2 separate regions of the Homo sapiens genome follow, and region 2 is linked to region 1. A link is an interaction called in ENCODE POLR2A ChIA-PET data of the cell type or tissue named here. Cell type or tissue: OCI-LY7. All regions are shown on one strand.

Region 1 (4,000 bases):
AGGCGCGCCTCACCACGACTGGCTAATTTTTGTATTTTTGGTAGAGAGGGGAGTTCGCCATGTTGGCCAGGCTGGTCTGGAACTCCTGGCCTCAAGTGATCCGCCTGCCTCCGCCTCGGCCTCCCAAAGTGCTGGGATTACAGGCCTGAGCGGCGCCCGACCCTAGGCTAGGGATTTTTTAAAAATCCTTTACCTATTTATCTCAACCTTTGCCTTAAACCTACGAGGTATCTCTTAGGGCGTAGGTACCATTATTTGTATCTTACAGATGAGGAATACAGGTCATACAGCTAAGTAGGAAGTGGCATAACCCAGATAGGTACACATGCCTGTAATCCCAGCAGTTTGGCCCTAGTCTTGCTCTTACCCACTACACTATATTGCCTCTAAAGGCAGTAGAAAACTTAAAAAATAAAAATAATGTCTGGATGTATGTATGGTTACACAAAACATGTAAAAAGAGAAGTCAATGGGAAATCAAAATAAGGAAGATGAGACATGAAATTATATTCAATGGTGTCCAATTTCACCTGAAGTTGGACCTTAACAATATTTAAACGAAATTTTTCCACTGGGCACGGTGGCTCAAGCCTGTAACCCAGCACTTTGGGAGGCTGAGGCAGGCGGATTCTTGAGGTCAGGGGTTTGAGACCAGCCTGGCCAACATGGCGAAATGCCGTCTCCACTAAAAATAAAAAAATTAGCCAGGCGTGGTGGAGCATGCCTGTAATCCCACCTACCCCGGAGGCTGAGACAGAAGAATCGCTTGAACCTGGGGTGGGGGGTGGGGGCAAGGTTGCAGTGAGCCGAGATCATGGCACTGAACTCCAGCTTGGGCAAGAGAGCAAGACGCTGTCAAAAAAAAAAAAAAAAAAAAAAAAAATTCTTTCATAGAGGCTTAAAAAAAAAAACAACAAAACAAAACCCTGGAGCAGAGCCTCACAAGTCATTTCCAGTTCTCCTCAGCATCTACCCCCCACGACCTCTCCATTAGCTTAGTTAGGCTCCAAAAAATAAAACTTGGACGGAGGAGAGTGCAAGATATGCTGTGGGAGGGAGGAAACAGCCTATACAGCAAAGAGTTAAAAGATTTTGACAGTCTAAGGTGGAATGTAATGGTGTTAGACCAAGAGGACAAATCATAAGGAACAATAAGGCCAAATTTATTGTCATGGGTGCACTTTACCCATTTAATTAATACAATGTCCGAAGTACCTGGGAATGGCTTTAATAGTTTAATAGGTTCACTAATTGAAAACTGAACTCAGTAGTGGTTTACAGTCAGGTAGGTCAAGGCCAGGCACGGTAGCTCATGCCTGTAATTCCAGCACTTTGGGAGGCTGAGACAGGAAGATCGCTTGAGCCCAGGAGTTAAAAACCAGCAACAAAGTGAGACATGGTCTTTATAAAAACAAAAACAAAACAGGCAGTTAGGTCAAAATGCTCAAACTACCTGGCATTCTGTACACGAAGGAGTCCAAAAGCTCAGGAAGATAGGAATGTTGGAGAAAATCTACATGTGCAACCTGCTTGGCCAAGTCACATCTAAACATGCACACCCTCCACCCATTCTCCTTTTACCAAGGTGTTGATAAATGCATTAACTAATAAAAAGGACTCCAGCATCCATGAAAAGACCTGGGTGACTATTTTTTATAGGCCAGAAATGATGATAGAGGATCAATAATGAAAATAGGTTCTCTGATCTCCATGTGAATTATATGATCCACAAGTGGTCAAAGTCGATTGGCACTTAATAGACAAGGTGGTATAGTTCTTACCACAATATGCTAATGGCAGAATTGTAATTAGAGGCAGGGATCTGTGGCAATGGCCAGTTTCTCAAGGGCCCTATAAATAAGATGAGCTATATACTATGGTGCTGCCTAACATATATAGGCAGAGAAATACCACATATGCAAAGCAAAAAACCTAACTGAAGCCAATGTTGTGGCAGTTATGCCTTTTACCCACTTTCCAAACTTAAGACAGTTCATACACCCAAAGCTCCTTGACTAGAAAGAACCCTGCAACACGAATACCATAAATCTTCTCTCAACAATTCCCCAGAGGGAACTGCAGTCATTTACCCACATGAATATGGATTGGGGGCAGGAACTTGACTTCCTAAGGGTTATTAGATAATGAGATAATAGCTCTGCCTTTCTGCTATACTCCAGAATCCTAAAATGTCACTGTGGACCACCAGACATAGTGAGAGCTTCTCAAGAACCGGTGACAGATGGCATCTAAGTCAGAATCTGTCTTACCAAGTGTCCTTTGGATCCACCCATTTCCAGAATATAAAATAGGAACACTTACTGACCACATTCTCACACTGGTTCCTAGATCCAAGGAACAAGGGCAATTATTGGAGAAAGGGCCAAGTGGAAGCCCCTGAAAATCACCATTTTCCCACCACGGCAATTCAGAGATTATTCTGAATACCTGAGAGATGTTGGGATAGTGATTTTGTCCATATACCCACTTTCTCCACTTATTTGGCCAGTGCAAAAGCCAGATAGATTCTGGAAAATGATAGTAGATTATAGCAATTAGGTGATGATGCCAATTATTACACTACAGTTTCAGATGTGTTATTTTTATACACAAATCAACATACCTTTGTCAGCTGGTTTGCAGCTATGAATCAAGCAAAATGCATTTTTCTTGTTTTTCCCCATTCATCCAGTATTGAAAAACCGAAGCACTTTGTACTTAAGTAGTGGTACAATGCTGTAGCATTACTGTCCTGCCTCAGGGCTCGTCAAATTTCCTACCTATACTGTAATATTGTTCAGAGAGACCTGGATCTTAGTATCACACTGGTCCATTATATTGATGACATTTGCTAATTAAACCTGGTGAGCAAGAAGTACTTGTCAAGAATTGTGTGAGTCTGAGATTTTATCCCTCTTGCAAGCTAAAGAGTTAGCGTGCCAGTTTCATAAAGGCCAGCAGAAAATATGACAGTTTTGGGTTAGAGACAAGACTTTATTATTCACAGAAAAAACAGTAGCTAGAGTGTCAGCATGTTCATTCACATTGATTCCTCCTGCTTCCTAAGTCTCATGGGACCATACAAAGGGCCCTTGATGGATGCCTGCACACACAGTGGGTTGTATTACAGGAAAGGAAGAGCGAATTGGAGATTTGACTGTTTTTATAGTACTATGCCTGGGCAGGGAGACATCCTATCGTCCCTCAAGATTTCTGCAAACACAATCCTGAGAAATGGCCTATGTAGAAATTAATAAGGGCTTCACATTCTTAGCATAGCCAGCAAGAATGTGTAGGCCTGCTCAGAGCCCATGGTAAGTTGCATCTCTCAACAGGAGCAAGCACTGTGGATGCCAATAATAAAACAAATGTAAACCAGATGGGACAAAGTTCAGGGTCCTATCACATCTGTAAAGTTTTTAGGGATCCAATGGTCTGAGACATGTCAGGCTATCTCTTCTAAAATAAGAGGCAACTTGTACTTTGTATCATTTGTAAAGCCTCTTTAGATTTTGGAGGCAATGCATGCATTATTAAGACACATCTCACCAAACCATTTACCTAGTAAACTCTAAGACTGACATTTTTGAGTTAGGCCTGGAACAAGTAAGATCTCTGCAGTAGGTCTGGGCTGCAATGGCCCAAAACACTCATTCCATGACAATCCAAGATGTGGAATAGAAGCTCTGGCAAGTTTCCAGAGAAGTATCACAGTACAAAATTCCAGGTTTGGAGAATAAGACTATGCCTTCCTCTGCAGAAAATCATCTATCATTTGAAAAACAGATCCTAATTATGCTATTAGGTATGGTAGAGACTGAATGCCTCATCAAAGGACTATAAGTGACTGTGATACAAACTGTTTATTATCAACTATTACCTAATCCAGGGATCAGCAAACTATGGCCTAAGGGCTGAATCTGACCCATTGGCTTTTTTTTTTTTTTTTTTTTTTGGCAAATAAAGTTTTACTGGAGCAAGGCCATAAGCATTTATTTAC
Region 2 (4,000 bases), 1.0 Mb after region 1:
ACTTTGGGAGGCCAAGGTGGGAAGATTGCTTGAGACCTGGAGTTCAAGACCAGCCTGATCAATATAGTGAGACCCTGTCACTACAAAAAATTTAAAAAAAATTAGTTGGGCTTGGTGGCACGCACCTGTAATCCCAGCTACTTGGGAGGCTAAGGCAGGAGGATTGCTTGGGCCTGGAGGATGGCTTGAGTCTAGGATTTCGAGGCTGCAGTGAGCTGTGATGATGCCACCGCACTCCCACCTGGTGACAGAGTGAGACCCTGTCTCTAAAAAAAATAAAAAAAAAATTAAAAAAAGAGACACCTAGAATAGGTCATTTGTTTTATGCAAATAGTATATCTTTATTCCAAACAGTTTATTTCTAGGTGTGGTTTGTTAGTCAATAAATACATGTAAATTGAAAGGTCTTATATAAGAAGATTTTTCTGGGGGGAGGATTGGTTTATGGAACGAATTATTTCTTATTTTTCATGGCAACCTACAAATTGACTTCCTTTGTTCTCATCACCGTCTTTGTTGTTAGAATATGTTTAGAGTAGTCTGGTGGTAGGTGTGGTATTCAGTGAAAACTGACATTTTTTTCCATTTTCAAAATGCATTTAAAATAAAGTTTTAATAATGTATTTACTGTTAAGAAATATTTTTTATTGTTGAATGACATATTGTTTTCACCTTCACTTTTATGGCTTTGAGTATTTACAATATCAGCTGTTGGCTGGGCACTGTGGCTCACACCTGTAATCCCAGCGCTTTGGAGGCCGAGGCTGAGCAGACTGCTTGAGCCCAGGAGTTTGAGACCAGCCTTGGAAACATGACAAAACCCCATCTTTACTAAAAATGCAACAACAACAACAACAACAAAAAATCAGCTGTCAGTAAAGATTGTCTTTAGTTACATAGTTCTCCCGTTTACTCCTCTAATCACTTTTTTTAAGTGGAAAGGAATTTGTTACTGAACATTTAATAGTATTTAATGGTTGTGAGGGAGTTTGAGCTTCCAGCAGAATGTCCCAGTACCAGGCCCCCAAGGGAGTTTCTGCCTCTTCTGTGATCAGAAGTCCACCGGTCTAGGGCCATACAGCCACTGCTCTGGTCAAGACACAGTTACAGTAAGAAAAATCCTGCTATTTGGGGGACCCTAGAACCATACCCTGCCTATTGTGGTCCAGGAAACAATGCTGTGGGCCCTAGCTCTATACAGGCATTATTCAGAGATATTGCAGGTTCTAGTCTAGACCACTGCAATAAAGTGAATCTTGCAATAAAGCGAGTCAGATGAATCTTTTGGTTTCCAAGTGCATATGGGAGTTAGAGTTACACTATACTGTAGTCTATACAGTGTGCAATAGCATTATGTCTAAAAAATATACATAATTAAAAAATATTTTATTGCCAAAAAATGCTAACGATCATCTGAACCTTCAGCAGTTCATAATATTTTTGCTGGTGGAGGGTCTTACCTCAATGTTGATGGCTGCTAAATGATTACGGTGACGGTCACTGAAGGCTGGTGGCTGTGTCGTTTTCTTAAAAGTAGACAACCATAAAGCTTGCCACATCAATTGACTCTTTCTTTCATGAAAAATTTCTCTGTAGCATATGATGCTGTTTGATAGCATTTTACCCAAAGTAGAAAATCTTGTACAATTGGAGTCAATCCTCTCAAACCCTGCTGCTGCTTAAAAGTTTATGGAATATTCTAAATCCTATGTTGTCATTTTAGCCATGTTCACAGCATTTTCATCAGGAGTAGATTCCGTCTTAAGACGCATTTTCTTTGCTCATTTATAAAAAGCGACTCCTCATCCATTGAAGTTTTATCATGGGATTGTAGCAATTCAGTTACATCTTCAGGCTTACTTTTAATTCTAGTTCTCTTGCTGTTTCCACCACATTTGTAGTGACTTCCTTCACTGAAATCTTGACTCCCTCAAAGTCGTCCATGAGGGTTGGAATCAACTTCTTCCAAACTCCTATTGACATTGATATTTTGACTTCCTCCCATGAATGACAATCGTTTTTAATGGCATCTAGAATGGTGAATCCTTTTCAGAAGGTTTTCAGTTTACTTTACCCAGATCTATCAGAGTGATCACTGTTTATGACAGCTATAGATTTAAGAAATGTATTTCGTATTCTTAGATAAGAAGACTTGAAAGTGGATTATTCCTTGATCCGTGGGCTGTAGAATGGATGTTGTGTCAGTAGGCATGAAAACAACATTAATCATCTTGTATATTTCCATCAGAGCTGTTGGTGACTAGGTACATTGTCAATTAGTAGTCATATTTTGAAAGAAATCTTTTTCTGAGCAGTCGGTCTCAACAGTGGGCTTAAAATACTCAAAAAACCATGCTGTAAACTGATGTGCTGTTGCCCAGGTTTTGTTTTTCCACTTATAGCACACAGGCAGAGTAGATTTAGCATAATTCTTAAGGGCCCTAGGATTTTCAGGGGATGCTAAATGAGCATTGGGTTCACCAGCTGCGTCAGCCCTTAACCAGAGCCTGTTCTTGAAGCTTTGAAGCCAGGCATTGACCTCTCTCTAGCTATAAAAGTCCTAGATGGCATCTTTTTCAAATAGAAGGCTGTTTTATCCATATTGGAAATCTGTTGTTTAGTGTAGCCACCTTTATCAATGATCTTAGCTAGATCTTCTGGATAACTTGCTGTAGCTTCTACTTCAGCAATTGCTGCTTCAACTTGCATTTTTATATGATAGAGATGACATATTTCCTTGGACTTCATGGACCAACCTCTGTTAACTCCATTTTTTCTTCTGCAGCTTCCTCACCACTCTCAGCCTTCACAGAGCTGAAGGGAGTTAGTGCCTTGCCCTGGATTAGACTTTGATTTAAGGAAATGTGACTGGTTTGATCTTCTATCCAGACCGCTAAAACTTTCTCTGTCTCAGCCGTAAGGCTGTTTCACTTTCTTATCATTGGTGTGTTCACTGAGTATCACTTTTTTCTTTTGTCTTTTTATACAGATGTTTTACTCAATTATAGAAAATTTTAAACACATTCAAAATAAACAAAATAGTGTAATAGACCAGCTCCGAGCTTCAGCAACCACTGATAATGTACCATTTTGGACTAGCACTTTTAATTTCCTTCAAGAACTTCTCTTTTGCATTCACAACTTGGCTGTTTGGCTCCAGAGGCCTAGCTTCTGAGCTACTAGCTTCTGACCTGTCTTGACCTTTGACATGCCTTTCTCACTAAGCTTAATCATTTCCAGCTTTTGATTTAAAGTGAGAGATGGGTGACTCTTTCTTTCACTCGAACACTTGAAGGCCATTGTAGGGTTATTAATTGGCTTAATTTTCATTATTGTTGTGTCTCAGGGAATAGTGAGGCCCAAGGAGAGGGAGAGAGATGGGAACGGCTGGTGCAGTGAAGCAGTCAGAACATTCACACACCATGTATCGTTAAGTTTACCGTTTTATTTGGACATGATTCATGGTGCCCCAAAACAAATACAGTAACATCAAAGATTGCTGATCACAGACCACCATAAAAGATATAATAATAGTGACATAGTTTGAATTATTGCAAGAATATCCAATATGTGACACAGAGATATGGAGTGAGCACATGCTATTGGAAAAATGACACTAACAGACTAACTTCACATAGGGTTGCCACAAACCTTCAGTTTATAAAAAACACAATGTGTGAAGCACAATAAAATGAGATATGCCTTCATTAGTTTTCTGTAACTGCTGTATCAAATTATTACAAACTAGATGGTATAAAACAACAAATTTATTCTGTCACCATTCTGCAGGCCAGAAGTCAGAAGTCAGGGTGTTGACAGTGCCGTGTTCTCTCTGAAGGCTTAAGGGAGAATGTGGCTCATGCCTTTCTCTTAGCTTCTGGTATTGGCAGCAATCCTTGTCTTTCCTTGGCTTGTGGATATATCACTCCATTCTCTGCCTCTGACATGCAGGTTCTTCCTATGTGTTTTCGCTTGTGTCTCTTCTCATAAGGACATCCTC

What was found. ChIA-PET counts read pairs that join two places held together with the same protein. Peaks named below come from ENCODE experiments on the same cell type or tissue, not always from the same donor. Only the 100,000 strongest peaks of a DNase experiment are listed, where the experiment ranks them.
Region 2: POLR2A ChIA-PET joins it to region 1 with 8 read pairs; 1 of 35 experiments calls an interaction of 5 or more read pairs at or near these places.

Annotation. Positions count from the first base shown.
Region 1 is chr1:197,147,477-197,151,476 of GRCh38, forward strand. No RefSeq gene overlaps it. Among named protein-coding and RNA genes, the nearest start is that of ASPM, 2.8 kb to the left of the region's middle. In OCI-LY7, no CTCF peak of the experiment used is centred here; no DNase peak of the experiment used is centred here; H3K27ac peaks cover 216 bases.
Region 2 is chr1:198,163,246-198,167,245 of GRCh38, forward strand. The region is part of intron 1 of NEK7 (NIMA related kinase 7); the gene reads left to right. Among named protein-coding and RNA genes, the nearest start is that of NEK7, 8.2 kb to the left of the region's middle. RefSeq lists an enhancer at 2,776-2,875. In OCI-LY7, no CTCF peak of the experiment used is centred here; no DNase peak of the experiment used is centred here; H3K4me3 peaks cover 1,315 bases; H3K27ac peaks cover 15 bases.